2 separate regions of the Mus musculus genome follow, and region 1 is linked to region 2. Evidence: chromatin loops called from intact Hi-C (ENCODE). Cell type or tissue: gastrocnemius. All regions are shown on one strand.

Region 1 (8,000 bases), 130 kb after region 2:
GTCACCACAGCTTCATCATTGGGGGCAACCTAATGACCAAGAGAAATGTACCAACAATATCACGTTAATGCAAGCAAAGGACTGCCTAATCCTTAAAGCTTTGTTCCCAAGTTTTACTAGCAGAGTGCTTTCAAATCACTTTAACTCAAGCAGGGGAGGAAAACACTCAAAATACAGCTGAATGTGAAACAATTCCAAGAGAACTAGAGTTTCCTTAAAGATAATGACCACTGGGGGCTAGAGAGATGGCTCAGCGGTTAAGAGCACTGACTGCTCTTCCAGAGGTCCTGAGTTCAATTCCTAGCAACCACATGGTGGCACACAACCATCTGGTAATGGGATCTGATGCCCTCTTCTGGTGTGTCTGAAGACAGCGACAGTGTACTCACATACATTAAAGAAAGAAAGGAAGAAAGAAAGAAAGAAAGAAAGAAAGAAAGAAAGAAAGAAAGAAAGAGGGAGAAGGAAGGAAGGAAGGAGGGAGAGAGAGAGAGAAAGAGAGAGAGAGAGAGACCACTGAACTCCAATGACACTGAAATACTATTACAAAGGGCGCATACTCAACCCCACTGTTAGGTGGTTAGAATGTGGACTTCCCCCTCTTTCTCCCTTCTTCCCCCCTCTCTCTACCTTCCCCCTCCCCTCTTCTCCTTCTGCTCTCCATCAGCATACCACATACTCCCCTCCATGATTATTCATATCCACTATAGACCCAGAGACATCAGGCCCAGTAACCATGGGGTAAAACCTCTACAATATAATGATCCAAAATAAATCTTCCCTCAGTTAAGTATTCTGTCCCAGCAATGGAAAACTGACTGACATACTTGATGGTACCTCCTTGGCTTATACTTATATGGACTTGTTTTCCTTACATTAAGTAGCTATTGCTATTAAGTGCCTAGTTACATGAGAGGCACTATGAATACTTAATGCTGCACTAATAATGGGTTCACAACATCTTATGTCATCTAGCAATGACATGCCCTTTTATAAATGTAAGCAAATTATCCACAGGTACCTCAAAGCCTGCTGATTTCACAGCTGAGGGGCTTCCTGTCAGCCATGCCCCTGCCTCCACTTGCAAATACCTTCCTCTCTTGTCTGACTGTACACCAACTGTAATACACCTTTCATGAATCCGTGAACCCCTCTCCTTCAAGACAAATCCTAGTGGTATATCCTCCTCCCTGTCACCATACCAGCAGCCTTTCAGTGAGCTCAGAAGCCCAAAGTAAGAAAACACACCCACATCCTTGGAATGATGTGGCAGGCATGAGGCCAGGGACTAAGGATGTGATGGAAGGCATAAGGCACAGCCCCTGACATCACAGAGCAGGCGTCTGAGAAAGGTAACTGTGCCCAAGCACAGCCAAGAAAGAAACAAAGCCCTCCTATTTCTGGTGACAGTAATCAAGCACAATGCCTAAACCGGGTGGACTCAGGTAAGTACAGGACATGCTGAACTTGAGACTTCTGTTACCTAAGAACTCTAAACTTTGAGCACAAACTGGTATGAAACCATCATAAACAAGCACTATGTAGGTTTTGCGGTTGGAGTTTCATGGTGATACTAGGAGCAGAGACTGAGAAAACGACCCATGCTGTGCTGTCCTGAAGCACTCTGCTCTGGCTGGGGCATCTGGCCTGGCTGTTTCATTACTTGGAAAGAAGTCTGTTCACAGGGGCCCCAGAAAGAGAATTGAAAAGCAGCTTTTCCTGCCTGCCACCCTTGGGTCTTCCCTCTTCTCCACGTTCCTGAAGCGCCCAAACGTGCAGTGCAGCCTCTGCTCTCACACCAGGCAGGATCAAAAGCAGAGAGGCCAAGAGGAAGGAAGTGGTCCAAGAGCTCTGCAAAGCTGTGGGGCCCTCCCCACCTGGCGGCCTGGAGATGAGGTCACCAGTAACTGCCTAGTCAGTACCGGGAAGCTGAGGGCTCCGTGGTTCACTCCCCTCAGGTGACTGCTGGGCCCAGAGGCCACTGTCAGACAGCCTCTGAGCTCTGAATTGAATGCGAGAATTTCTTCCTTTTATAAGACACAGAGTGGAAAAAATACTAAAACACAAGGTGCATTCCCTACCTTCTTTACAGCAGCACTCAAGTTGACACCGCCCCAGCAGGGAAAGAGTAAAAGCAGCTCACATTCCATGAGCTATTAGTGAAAGCGTGCCCCCAGCACGGGCAGGGTCAGCTCCTCTCACCACAGGCAGAGCCTGGTGTCAAATGTTCTCACCTGTACTCTACAATTTCTAACGGACTTTAGCTGACTATTGAAGCTGAGGCTGTACGCAAATCAGGACTCTCCACCTCCTACAAGGATGTGAAGGATCAGATTTCCCTCTTAGCCATTACAAAGCAGTCTGCAAGGACTACAGAGACAGGAGGGGCTGAGGTCCCCCCAGCTGGTATGAGAAAGAACACCCCTTGTAAAAGCAAACATCAAACCACCATGACTAGAGAGAGGTTGCTAACTTTATCTCCCACCACGCATGCAACATCAATCCTGGACAAATTATAGGACCCAAGAAAAAAAGGAGGTACATTTTAAAGATGGGAGATACATATCTGAGTCTTAACCAACCACTCAATATATCTCCATCTTACTAGAGAACAGGTACATAATGTTGGTTCTTCCAATAAAATATAAGCTATTTTATTACTGGCCACAGTAGCAATTTTTGGAACATACTTATTATGTTTTATAATCTCAATGGATATTCATGCTCAAGTGTTGTATAACTATGCGAAAACTCTGAGCACACAACTGTGAGTAACTTGCTCTAAGCCACACAGCTACCATCCAATATTTACATGTGAATTCCAGGAATAACAAGTAACTCAGTGCTCAGGAAAACAGTGGCTCCTGAGCCAGGCACGGTGGCACACGCCAGCAATCTCAGCACTAAGCAGGCAAGGCAGGAAGATTTGGAGTTCAGAAGTCTCCCTGAGCCACAGAGGACCTTATCTCCAAATAAGAAGGGAAAAAGAAAGGGAACAGAAAAAGAGGGGAGGAGAGGGGAAGGGGAGGGGAGGAGAGGGGAGGGGAGGGAAGGGGAGGGGAGGGGAGGTTGATTCTTTGGTTCAGTGGACAAGTAAAACCGTCTGTTATCATTATTTAAAATTGTAAATGGACAAGTAAAACTGTCACTTGCAAACTTATACATAAATACATGCCTTAATATAAATGCATATTAAAAACTAAAGCCACGTTTTAAAGATGTTAATGCTATAAACTTAACATTTTAAGTATTTAAACATTAATGTTTAAATATTTAATGTTACAGAAGGGGCCGTCCATACAGATATCCTCCCAGATTAAAAGTTAGGAAGCGTGAACTAAAAGTTAACAATACTGTCTTTGTTTTACTCAAAGGCACCACATTAACCACAAAGCCACTCACATCTCTTCCCAGAATGCAATCAATATTCAAATCACCATTAAACCTCTCTTGCATCCCCATCCAAACTGCTACATCATCCAGGACTTGGTCTAAAGCCCATACTGCCCTCTAGTGGCGAATACCATGACACATGCATAGCAGAGAATGCCTTCCTTAAGATGTGGCTCAAATTCTACCCTGCTTTCTCAGATCAAATACAGTCAGACAGGTAGCATTGGGGTCTGAGTACGAATATCCCCTACACCCTCACATTTTCCAATACCTGGTCTCCAACCAGTGGTAGTTGGGAAGGTTATGGGCCCTTTAAGATGTGGAACCTTGCTGGGGAAGTGTCACTGAAGGCAGACTGGGGTCTTATTACCTGGGCCCATTTCCTAGTCTCTCTACTTTCTGTGTGGGGATGAAACACCAAGACACTGCTTCCGAACTGACAGGCCAGCTTCACCCTCCTGCTGTCACATCCCCTGCCTATTATGAAAGGCAGTAGCCCGCCCCTCTGGCATGTAAGCCAAAATAATTTCTTCCCTAACTTCTTTTGATCAAGGTATTTTATTACAACAACGCAAAACTAATTCATATAGATAAACAGACAATATCATTTTAAGAGAAATTCTCAGTAAAACTAACTATACGACCACAATAATCATTTTTGTTCATTTTACAACAGAATAAGCTCGTTGGAATTTAACCTTGCAGAAGCTCATACGCCCAGTGGCTTGTTTCACGTGGCTGCTGCAAAGTCACTGGGCTTCTGAGAGCACAGGGAGATTTATTCTGAAGCACGGCAACGTCATCTCTATCCTTGACAAGGCAGCCTCCCTAACACTTACTTTTGAAATTGCCTGTGTGTAACTTGAGTTTCCCTTCACAGGGGTCGCATGCCAGATATCCTGCCTATCAGATATTTACGTTATGATTCGTAACAGCAGCAAAACTGCCGTCATGAGGTAGTAATGAGATAATTTTAGAGCTGGGGAATCGTCACAACATGAGGAACTGTCTTAAAGGGTCACAGCATTCGGAAGGTTGAGAACCACTGGAATAAGGCTTTAATTTTTTTTTTTCTGAGGATGTATTTATTTATAATTCACAGGCATGAGTAAGATTTGTCTGCATGTTTGTGCAGCGCATGCATTCCTGGTACCTGTGGAGATCACATGAGGTTGAAAGATCTCTTAGACTGGAGTTACAGGTGGCTCTGTGCAGCCATGTGTGTGCTGGGAAACCAGGCTCTCTAAAAGAGCAGCAAACCTGCAAAACCATCTCGCCACCCTGCAGCAGGAACTCTTGACTTAGTTGGCACAGCAGGGCTGAAGGGTTCTTAATCTGCTTGGGCAAAACCCAAACCAAAGAGCACTGTCACTTGACACACACACGCACACACACACACACACACACACACACACACAACACCTTAGCCCTGCAACCCGCATCCAACGAGAAAATCTCAGGATTTCCTGAAGCATTTTATCCACACTGGCCCTGATTACAGGGATGGAAAGTTTCTTGTCTTTGGCGACAAAAGAATACCATGTGAGCTGAGAATCATACAGACGCAATCTGCTCTACCAAGTACAGGAACCCACTTCTGCAGAGACTCCCAAGAGACAGACAGAGACTCCACTCAACATAAAGCTTGCTTCTAACACACTGAACCCTTGTGGCTCCTACAGCCCTGAACCTGTTTTTTAGAAGACAATAACAGCTCACAAATTATTCCCAAAGAGGAATGTTGTGCCGGGCCCCTGCTTGGGAGATGGAGCGTTTTGGTTACCTTAATTGTTTCATCTCTCCTTTCCACAAACCCAGGACCAATGGCAAGCTCAAAACCCAACGAGACCTAACAAGTTAGCTAAAGTGTTTCCTTTGAAAATGAGCTAAAACTTACCTCAGTATTCCTTCGAATCTAACACAAGCTGTATATATGAGGGGCTTTTTTTTCATTACCAAAATAATACTTTTATTTCTCTGTAGACTGAATAAGAAAACCTTCATTGAAATCTTTATATTTACAATCTTTTAAGAGGGGGAAAATAATTGTAATTAAGGCTTTTCAAAGACCATGCCCATTTATAGCCATGTGCTGCCCTCTGCTGTGCTAGAGACTAAATTACACTCCAAATTAGCCAAATATTCTATATACAGTCGTCAATCATTAAACAAACAGCGAGCTAAAACTGAAATGTAGAGACGATGATTAGAGGTTAAAAAGTATCCCACATCAACACATCCAGGCAGATCCCACCCAATACACAATTCACTACCATGATGGTGAGTCACCGTGGTTCCAAAAAAGAAAGATCATTAAAGCACCTGCTTGCGTAAGAAACACATCAGACTAAAGACTTTGCCACAACTGAGTGAACAAGAAGAAAATAAGACAAAAAAAAAGAAAAGGAATATTAAATACCTCTTGGTTATCTTTGTTTTGGTTTGCCCAGAAAATTTTATGATAAAGAGTCTCCATTGAATTGCTGGAATCAGTTCGGTCGAAACAATGACGATCTAAGACTTCCAGTGTATGCAAGACCCGACTAATAGTCACCCCTGGATTCAGAAATTAAGGAAACAGATATCATAGTTTAAAAAAAGGACCATACAAGGGAAACTGATCTATATTCTCAGCAAACACTACCAAAGAATGGCAAGAACTAAACCAGACACTCTGGGCTGCTGGTAGCTAAAGGCTTAATGCTCCTTCACTCATGCGCAGTGCTTCACTGGAACGAGAGAAAGCATAAAGCCCACTACTCCGACGCACTCCCTCTCCCATGATGCACTGTACCTGCCGTCGACTCCTGACACTTATCAAAAGACCACCGAACTTCCACTGCACGGCCTCGCTGCTTTATCTGCTGTTCTACCTCATAAATCCTTGCCCGAACCTGAAACATAAACACTTCAAATTAACTTGTACTCGGACACTCCATGGCTGCCCAAATCGTGTCAAGTCTTCTGTGAGCACCGTACCCTCTGGTGAATCACGATCTTAACTGTGTCGTGGGAGACATAATTCCTGCATGAGCTGAGCCCTTTGAGATTTACACGTGATGATTTGGTTCAGTAATAAATACTTGCAAAAATAAACACCTGAGGAAAACGTAACAAGTGCAGTTGGTTTCACATGTAAGACAAGGCAGCCGTTTGAATATCTTTGAGCTGCTGGGCAAAGCAAGAAAGGAACAAGCAACCCCTCAGTAGCTTACAGAAAACAACTTAGTGAAAGCCAAGTATCTTGTGGTAAGTGTTAGGCATCTTCCCAAAGCTGAGGCTGCATAAATCTTGAAGCAAACAATGTAGCACAAATAAAAACACGTAATTACTGAACGTCACAAACTATTATTCCAGGGCTCACAATGAAGATCAGAAGAATCACCAAAACTGCCTGGGTGACAGCTGCCTGGGTGCCTGATCTATGAACATCTGTATTTTGAAAGAAAAAAGTGGGGGAAACAGCCCCAAAGTCCCCTAGAGTCACGGCAGAGCTGGGACAGGCACTAAGATAGCTCAGATGCCATGGCAAGGCACGGGCCACCATACCCAGGTGCCTCTGGGCAATGAAAACACTTGTAAAAGCGGTGATGCAAATGTCTACCTGCTGATTGAAAGCCGTGTTCCCACCCGGCATGGGGAGGCTGGACGGGGCGACCTGCAGCAGATCCAGGGGAGAGCCTGGATTCGAGATCTTATTTTCATTGGTGGAATAATTCCACACCAAGGCACTTGGGCAACACAGAGTGACAGTCTAGAAATAAAGCAGAGATATTCCAGACACTTAGAGGAAGAAGAAAAGTACTAACAACAACTTCAATACAAACGACCCTTTCCCATATATAATGAGGTTACCATTTCCTACAGATGATTTTAATATGCAAATGTCTTTCCCATTCTCAGCTACCCAGCTGGTAAGACAAAACTCAGGGTCACCACCACAACTACTAAGACATAAAGTATAACTTATTAGCTAATATTCCAACACAGGAACTATAGGGAGATGAGTAATTTATTTGTCACTTCAAGTGATTCTTTATTGTTAAACAAGAAGGAATACAATTAGGGCATTAAGTGCTGAGATTATAACTTTAACACTACTTATTAAATAGGGTGCCTTAAAAAGTTATAAATTCTCAGCAGAAAGGTAACCCGATATAGGAATAATCCAAATTATTCTATAAAAATCTGGACAACAAATATTTTCAGCTTTGCCAGCCACCTACAGTTTCTGTCACACATTCTCTTTGGTTGTTTCAGTTACACAGTAAAAAATGTGAAGCTTATTCTTGCATCATGGGCTAGGTTTGGTCTAGAGAATATAATCACCCAACTCTATCCTAAACTTTTATGGACACTTAAAAAAAAAAAAAAACTCAGCCAGCTTGTAAGAAGCAGTTTCTACATTCATCGCTGCTGTTCCATGAGTTAGGTGTCAATCAATCAATGATGTTCCCTGTATCTCAAGGTTAATTCTGAGAACTTAATGGCTTAATATATCACTATTTAACACAGTGCCTAAACCCAAACTTACTACCATGTCTCACTACTTGAGATGTTTCTAAAAGAATAAAGCTGTGAGAGTAGTTTGGTTACTTTTGTTGTCT
Region 2 (8,000 bases):
CTCAGGGGTGTGGTGGGGTTGGGACAAGGCAGGCTCTAAGTGCAAATTCTAGGGCCAGTGGTGAGTTAGTGGTGGTCTCTATTAACACTATTTTGGGAAGGTGCTTAATTTCTTCATTTTGATTTTCACATCTAAAATAAGACTGGACTATGTTGTTATTGTAAGGGCTGTGATAACATAGTTACCTATAATACCATAGCTATTTTTATTTTATTACTTTGAGTCTATTCTTAGTGCATATTAGAATTCCAGTCTTTAATTTATTCCAGTCTTTAAATTATTCAGCAGGCTCCTAAACACTGAAACTTTTCAATGCATGGGGTTTTTTTGTTTGTTTGTTTGTTTGTTTGTTTTTGTTTGTTTTTTGTTTTTTAGTTCTTCCTTCCCGGCCTTCGTGAACTAATAAGCCCACAGTATTCCTATTTTCTTTTTCATTGACTGAGGAAGCTCGCATGACATCGTCCATGACAGGCCTCACTGTGAGCATATGATGGACGTTCTTTTACCCCTAACTATATGAAAAGGACACTGTTGTGTATTTCATCATAAAAAGGGGGCAAGTATTTCAGAGTGAGTATAAATAACTTCCCAAATGAGGGGAACAAAAAGCGACAGGTGGACAAGCCCTTGGAGCTACGGCCCGCAGCTTGGAGATGGCACTTCCACACAGGCCTAGGGAGCAGCGTGCAGAGAGGCCCTTCCAAGAGGAACAGGCTTTCCAACAAATATCAGCTAAGGAACTTACCAAGGGGAGCTCTCATTTAACAAGTGTGTAGTAGTTATGAAGATGACTCAGCTAGAGAAGACCAACCATGACCATGCAGAGCTCAATCCATGAAACCCACATGTTGGAAAGATATAACTAACCCACTGAAGGAAAACACACACACACATACACACACACTCACACACTCACAATAAATATGTATTTCACAACCAAAAGAATGTACCTTTGTGACCCTAGAAATGTCCATTGCTGATCAGTTCCTCTTTTCAAAGTTTCCCACATTTGGCATTTTGAAATTTGACCAAAATGTGATTTCTACTTCTCATATTATGAAATTATCCTGTACAGAATTTCCCTTGTTTAAAGTAAAAATTTCCAGACCTTCAATGTTATATTGGATTGGGGGCTATTGAGAAATTTAAAATTGACTGTGTTTATGGTTAAAATTAACAATAAACCTACTTTAAAATATTGATTTTGCTAGGTTTTTATCCTCTTATAAAGCAAAAGGATATATATTTAAGTTAAGGGGCATTACATCAGTAAATCCTAACATATTTTAGCCAAAAAGAAAATTTTTACAATGTGCCATTTATTCCCTAGAGTTAACCAACGTTCCCTGGAAACACAGTACATTTCATTTTAAAATGTTCAAATGTGGAATCAATGGATTCCAAATTCTCAACCAAGTAATATAGGAATTACTAGTTAGCCAAACCCTGAAGACGGTCCATCTCTACGGTAAGCGCGTGGCAAGAACGGTGAAGTGAAACTTGCCATAGAGAACCACACATCCTCCCCAGGATCATCTGATTTCCTCTTTCCCTTCATCTGTCGGGCAGGGAAGCAGACTGTCACACATTGTAACTTTCTGCACACTCCCTGAGATTTAAAACGAAACACTGTACCAATCTGAGGCCAGCCCTGATTCAAAACTTCTCTAAGTCTCAAGAATGGAGGTGGTTTCCCAAAAGGGCTTCCTAAAAGTGCCACACTGTAGCTCCACTCAAACTGGGCAATTCAAGGAACCCAAGCAATGAGCGGCTGGCATGTTTAGCTTTCACTGATGTGCCCTGGGTCGGTCCATCGGTCCCCCTCCCCCACACTCCTATGAAGTAGATGATGATTTCAAACTTGCTACATGAGAGAATGAGGTATATAGCTCTTAAAACATTTGTTTAAACATAATACCGAATAATGCAGAGGTCCAGGAATAATAGCTACCACTTCTTGGGAAATGTGACTCATAATCTGCCACAGATCTAGGGATCAAAAGACTAACAGCAATGTCTGAAGAAAGGAAACAAAGCAAAACAAACAAGCAACCAACAACCAAAGCCTAGCCTTAGACATACAAACTTCTTGCACGCCCAGGCTGTAAGGGACAGAAGATGATTTGATTTTCAGATCAAGTCTTCTCCTCCTACTTGATTGTAATTTCATACTATTTTCTTCATCATTTTAACTCCTACTATTACATATGAAGTATTCAATAAGGTCGCTGAATGTGAATAATAAAAAGTAAAACACTGGGCCTAGAGAAATAGTTCGGCGGTTAAAGGGATTTTCCTGGCACCCACTCCAGGCAGCTCACAGTCACCTTGGACCCCAGCTCCAGGGAATCCAACACTTCTGGCCTCTGAGGGCACCTGAATGCATATGCGCCCTTACACATATAATTTAATATAATAAAATAGACCACATGTTAAGAATATGGCGTGGTGGCGTGCCTGCAGAGCCGGTGACAGCACTGGATTCAATACTCAGAACACGCAACCAATAACTACTGGTAAATGCTCCAAAGGTCTAAAGACAAAGAGGTTCTAGAAAATGTGGGTATTACAGAAGCCCACAAGGGGAAATGAGGAAGGAAAAGCAGTATAAGAAAGCAGAACCTTTACTTCACAAGCTATTCGTGGGTTGAGCTAGTAACTGCCACAACTCATACAGCTGAGTCTCTTCCAAAACAAAGGTCAGTTTAATTTTTCTTATGAATTTGCTTGCTATAAAAGGTAAAAGGTGGTTAAATTTTCTAGAAATCTAAATATAATATTCTGTAATCACGGGCTGCAAGCATAAGGTACTTCATAACGCATGACACACTACCCTGTACTCTTACATCTTAAATTAGGTTCTGTCACCGCCGTGTAGTGATTGGTGCTTGCTATTTGGACTTCACAAGGGTAGACATTAACAGGACTTTATAAAACAAAACTAAACTGAACAAAAACCAACCAAACAACAACAGCAACAAAACTAAGCTATGTGCTCAAAAAAGCTCTAGCCAAAGAATCAAATCCGCTGAATGAGTTAAATAGTAAGTTTGTTTTTACAAGAAGTAGTTATCTGCCAATCCACAAGGACCCTTTGTTTACCTTCCTTTGTATGCCTGCTTATGTGTAATCTTTCTCTGTGTGCATGTTTATGTGTAATAGCTGATGCTCGGGACAATCAACACCACTGGGATGCAGGGCTTCAACAAGTCTGAGCGGTGCCCCAGGGACACTCGGATGACACAGCTGCTGTTCCCGGTTCTCTATACTGTGGTCTTCCTGGCAGGCATCCTGCTGAACACCGTGGCCCTCTGGGTGTTCGTCCACATCCCCAGCAATTCCACCTTTATCGTCTACCTCAAGAACACTCTGGTGGCAGACTTGATAATGGCACTCATGCTGCCTTTCAAAATCCTTTCCGACTCACACCTTGCGCCCTGGCAGCTCCGAGGATTTGTGTGCACGCTCTCCTCCGTGGTCTTCTATGAGACGATGTATGTGGGTATCATGATGCTGGGCCTCATCGCTTTCGACAGGTTCCTCAAGATCATCATGCCGTTCAGGAAAACCTTTGTCAAAAAGACGGCTTTCGCAAAAACAGTCTCCATTTCCGTCTGGTCCCTGATGTTCTTCATCTCCCTGCCAAACATGATCTTGAACAAGGAGGCAACGCCATCATCCGTGAAGAAGTGTGCATCTTTGAAGAGTCCCCTTGGGCTGTGGTGGCATCAGGTGGTCAGTCACACCTGCCAGTTCATTTTCTGGGCTGTGTTTATTCTGATGCTTCTGTTTTATGCGGTGATTACCAAAAAGGTGTACAACTCCTATAGGAAGTTTAGGAGTAAGGACAGCAGGCACAAGCGGCTGGAGGTGAAGGTATTTATCGTCATGGCTGTCTTCTTTGTCTGCTTTGCCCCACTGCATTTTGTCAGAATACCATACACTTACAGTCAAACCACCAATAAGACTGACTGTAGGTTAGAAAACCAGCTGTTTATTGCTAAAGAAGCAACTCTCTTTCTGGCAACAACTAACATTTGTATGGACCCCTTAATATACATAATTTTATGCAAGAAGTTCACACAAAAGGTGCCATGTGTGAGATGGGGAAAGGCAAGAACAGCAGGATCAAGCGAAGACCACCACAGTAGTCAGACAGACAACATCACCCTAGCCTGACCACTGTGTCCCACAGGTTAATTTCACGCATGGCCTCACGTCTATTTATGGATGGGATTTCAAAAGATCATTTATGTGGAGACCTCATTTAAGCATTACAGGAAAAAAGAGGGGAACAAACAGTTCCCTACATTTTATTATCCTAGTGTATGGAAAAACATTATGCCCATTTTAACCACATAGACGTATTTATAAGCAGGATAAATTAAGAGACCATGTAATACAGCAAATGGCCACTAGATGTCACCTTTTCAAGGGCATTCATGTACTATGGAAAAGGTTAATGGGAAACAGGTTTGCCTGAAAAATCTTCCTTCTAGTTACCACCCCACCATCTCTCACACACATAATTCCTAAAACACCAGGCTGGCTTTTACAGCCTTCAGAATGCTGACACTTGTGAACAGAAACCAACCAACTTGCATATCCAGTGCCTGTGTGGAAAGGCTAAGGTGGGGGCTCAAAGAGATGCAGTCTGAGGAACCAAAGTGGGTTGGTCAAAATAACCCCAGGCATCTCAAAAGATTTCCTCCTTACAAGTGCAAAGGGCTGCTCCTACATCTAAACAGAGCACCAGAAGAGAGGCACATGCAACAGGCAAAGCCAGTTCACAGCCATGTGCAATCCAGAGAGGGGAAGTGTTTAGTCAGCAAAACCTTCCTGGGCAACAGCATCTGCATCCTGTTGGAAAATACTTATTTCCCTCACTGTTTATCTATAAATTAGGTTCCTTGCTACACACTGTCTTATATTAACTGCTTTCATTCTTAGCCACATTTCCCAAAAACAGGGTTCGTAAAAAGACAGCAAAATCACACATTTTTACAAAAGAAATGGGGTAAGGATATCCTAGACGGGATGTTTGTTGTACACTATCCTTAGTGCATGTGAGCAAGGGGATGGTTGGCCTGGCATTAGTAATATTCATGTGGGAAGATTTTTCAAAGCCTGATTCATTTTATTTGGGCCTATCTACTTCCCTGGATCTCATTATGGGTTTAAGAAAATTAAAATATGTGGCTGGTGATGCTGGGTTTTCTGGAGAACACGACGACTCTTCCCCTAACCGCGCCTGTAATGTGAAATCCTGGCTTCTCTCTTTCCATAGCCTCAGAAGCCACAGAGGCAAGAGAACTTCCTTGTCTTCCTGGAATCACTTGCTAATCTTGACCTTTACAAACTCCATTTAATATGGCACATTTGGTCCGCACTGCACTGTACATAGAACCTTCCATCTGACCCACTTTGTAAGTTCCTATTGATTAGTGACACCCAAAGTTGCTGTCCCTTACTCCAGGTAACCTTACCTGCCCAACCTCCTCCGAGTCCTCCAGCCCAGTCACTTCCTCATCTGTGTGACATCATTCCTCATCTACTTATCGAATTGATTTAGGATAATTTGCTAAATATGCACTGTGCAATTAATAAATTTTGCTAAAACAAATCAAAAGGGGCCCTTTTTCTTGACAAGCTGTCATTATTTGTTCTGGTTGTCCTGGAACTTACAAAGATCCACCTGCCCCTGCCTTCCAAGTAGAGTGCTGGGACTAAAGGAATGCATCAAAATGCCTAGCCCAACTGGGTCTTATTTTACTGCACTATAAAAGTAAAAGGAAAGCAGCCAGCTCCTATCGATTTACCATTAACAGAGTAGGCTTCCAGGGCAGGTAGTGGGGCTTAGTGGTAGGACCTGTGCCCAGCATGTACAAGATCCTAGATCTGATCAGCACCTAGATGAAAAAGAAAAATTTTAAAAATGGAAGCTTAAGCTCTTGAACTCTGTATAGTTGCTTTCCTATCATGTGCGTGCTAGAGCTGAGGAGAAATGCTGCCCACCTGGGCTAGGAAAGAGCACAAATGAAACAAGGAGACCAAACATTGGAATTTTAAGGCTACTGACACAATGCTTTATCCAGTTATCCAGTAACTGGGTAAGTCAAACCTGTAACTGCAGCATATTACAAATCCCAAAGCTCTCCTTTAGGTGAATTCTAGGTCTCTTAAATAAAACAATGAAATCATTTGTATTATTACACATATCACTAAACCTATATACCATTACAGAGCACATGACACAGTCACAGGAAAACCCTAATACTGTGTTACACATAACTGTATCTGAGCCACATTATTAAATAGTAATCCATACATGGTAGTATAGCTTATATAGCTTACCTTTGATGACAATTTCAATTGCCTCTACATAAATTTACAACTCATATATACATGTTTGTTTGTTTGTTTGTTTGTTTGTTTGTTTTTGAAGACAGGGTTTCTCTGTGTAACCCTGGCTGTCCTGGAACTCACTCTGTAGACCAGCCTGGCCTGGAACTCAGAAATCCACCTGCCTCTGCCTCCCAAGTGCTGGGATTAAAGCCATCACCGCCTGGCTAATATATACACTTTTAAGAACGGTATTTCCAGATATAACTTCAATCTGTGATTCATAAGTTCAAACACTTCATTCCATTATAATACCATAGTCAGAAGTAGATTGCCCAGTCAAGTGTTGTGGCACACTCTTATGTAATCCCAGCGCATCAGTGTCTATGTGGGGATCACCAGTCACTACCGCTTTTCCAGGCAGCAAGTTTCTCTCAAAACAACAGCAACAAAAGCAGAGGGTCTGCTCTGTACAACAGAGTTGCCAGGAACCTAGAGAAGAGGGGCATTAGACCTATCTTAAAGTTACATTCCCTATGGGAACCTCTAAGCTCTCAAGGCAGATTCAAAACTGTAGAATATTTATAGAATGGCCTGATATGTAACTTGGCCATAAACAAGGAGCAAAGAATGAAAAGAAGGAAGTGATGGGCCTTCAGATGCTTAGTCTGCTCTGGGACAGAGCACAGCAATGTATAATTCTGTCATCTTCAGCTTCCCCACAGGCCTGTGCTTAAATCTGTATTAGACCCTTTCTCAATAAACCCCAAAACTCCTTTTTAAAAAATAGCGCTCTGATGCGGTATATGAGCTGAACTCACAGCAAAATTGTGGGCTTTTATCAAAAGCTAAGATATAATTATTTGCACTGGATAATTAGGGTGAGGCCTCCAAACATCTTCTATGAGGGGAAAAGATGGGAGTGTAATTACCACACAGGGGAACATTGTAGAGAAACCACAGGAAGTTATTCTACCACGGGAACAGGGGAGGGGCGGAGATGCCATGATGATTCTCAGCTCGGTGACATGGACAGGATGCCAGTGACAAAGAGGAGCCCATCAGGTCCGTTCCCACAAAGTTCAACAGGAGAAACCACCCAGAACAGGACAGCCCAGGCTATGCAGTGTCTGCTGTCTAAGAAAGGAGTGAGTTTACAAGGTTCTAGCCCTAGTTACTACAGAAGTTACAAAGCATTTGAAGGGCCTAGGAACAAACCTGAACATTCTGAACTTCATTTAGAGGCCCAATATGCATCATAAAAGTAAAGGATGCATTGCTAGAAATTGCTAGGTGCTTTAGTGGTCACCAGAATCAGCTGAGAAGACCCTAAAACACAGACGGCTGGACACAGCCCAGCAAGGCTTAGTGCAAGCCTTCAGGAGACACTGGTGCCGCGAGTTTGACCTGCACATTTAGGATCACGCCCCTAAATGTCTATGAAGGCCCGTACTTCCCATTGAAACTGACTGGCAATCCAGCCGTCATGGGACTCACATAATCCTACTTTCTAAATATAGGATGCTGAGGCAGGAGGATGAAGTTGAGGCCAGCCTGGTCTACAGAGAGAGTTACAAAGTTCAGACCACCCTGAGCTACATAAAAACAACTGACTTGCTGCCCAGCCCTCTTAGAAATGAGTGTCTAAGGTTAGATTA

Evidence for each region. Peaks named below come from ENCODE experiments on the same cell type or tissue, not always from the same donor. Only the 100,000 strongest peaks of a DNase experiment are listed, where the experiment ranks them.
Region 1: it touches region 2 in a loop (7-fold over the local background); 8 of 42 quality-filtered maps call a loop at or near these places.

What each region holds. Positions count from the first base shown.
Region 1 is chr3:59,074,982-59,082,981 of GRCm38, reverse strand. It overlaps Med12l (mediator complex subunit 12-like), which reads right to left. Exons shown (of 44, transcript NM_177855.3): 8 at 6,998-7,147; 9 at 6,188-6,287; 10 at 5,813-5,949; 11 at 1-29. Among named protein-coding and RNA genes, the nearest start is that of Gpr171, 23 kb to the left of the region's middle. In gastrocnemius, CTCF peaks have their summits at 3,521 (motif pointing left) and 5,500 (motif pointing left); a DNase peak (open chromatin) is centred at 3,510.
Region 2 is chr3:59,205,521-59,213,520 of GRCm38, reverse strand. The region is part of intron 15 of Med12l (mediator complex subunit 12-like); the gene reads right to left. P2ry13 (purinergic receptor P2Y, G-protein coupled 13) reads left to right here and starts at 2,639. Exons shown (of 2, transcript NM_028808.3): 1 at 2,639-2,699; 2 at 3,163-5,629. The coding sequence starts at 3,166. The coding sequence ends at 4,179. In gastrocnemius, a CTCF peak has its summit at 4,421 (motif pointing right); no DNase peak of the experiment used is centred here; H3K4me3 peaks cover 1,470 bases.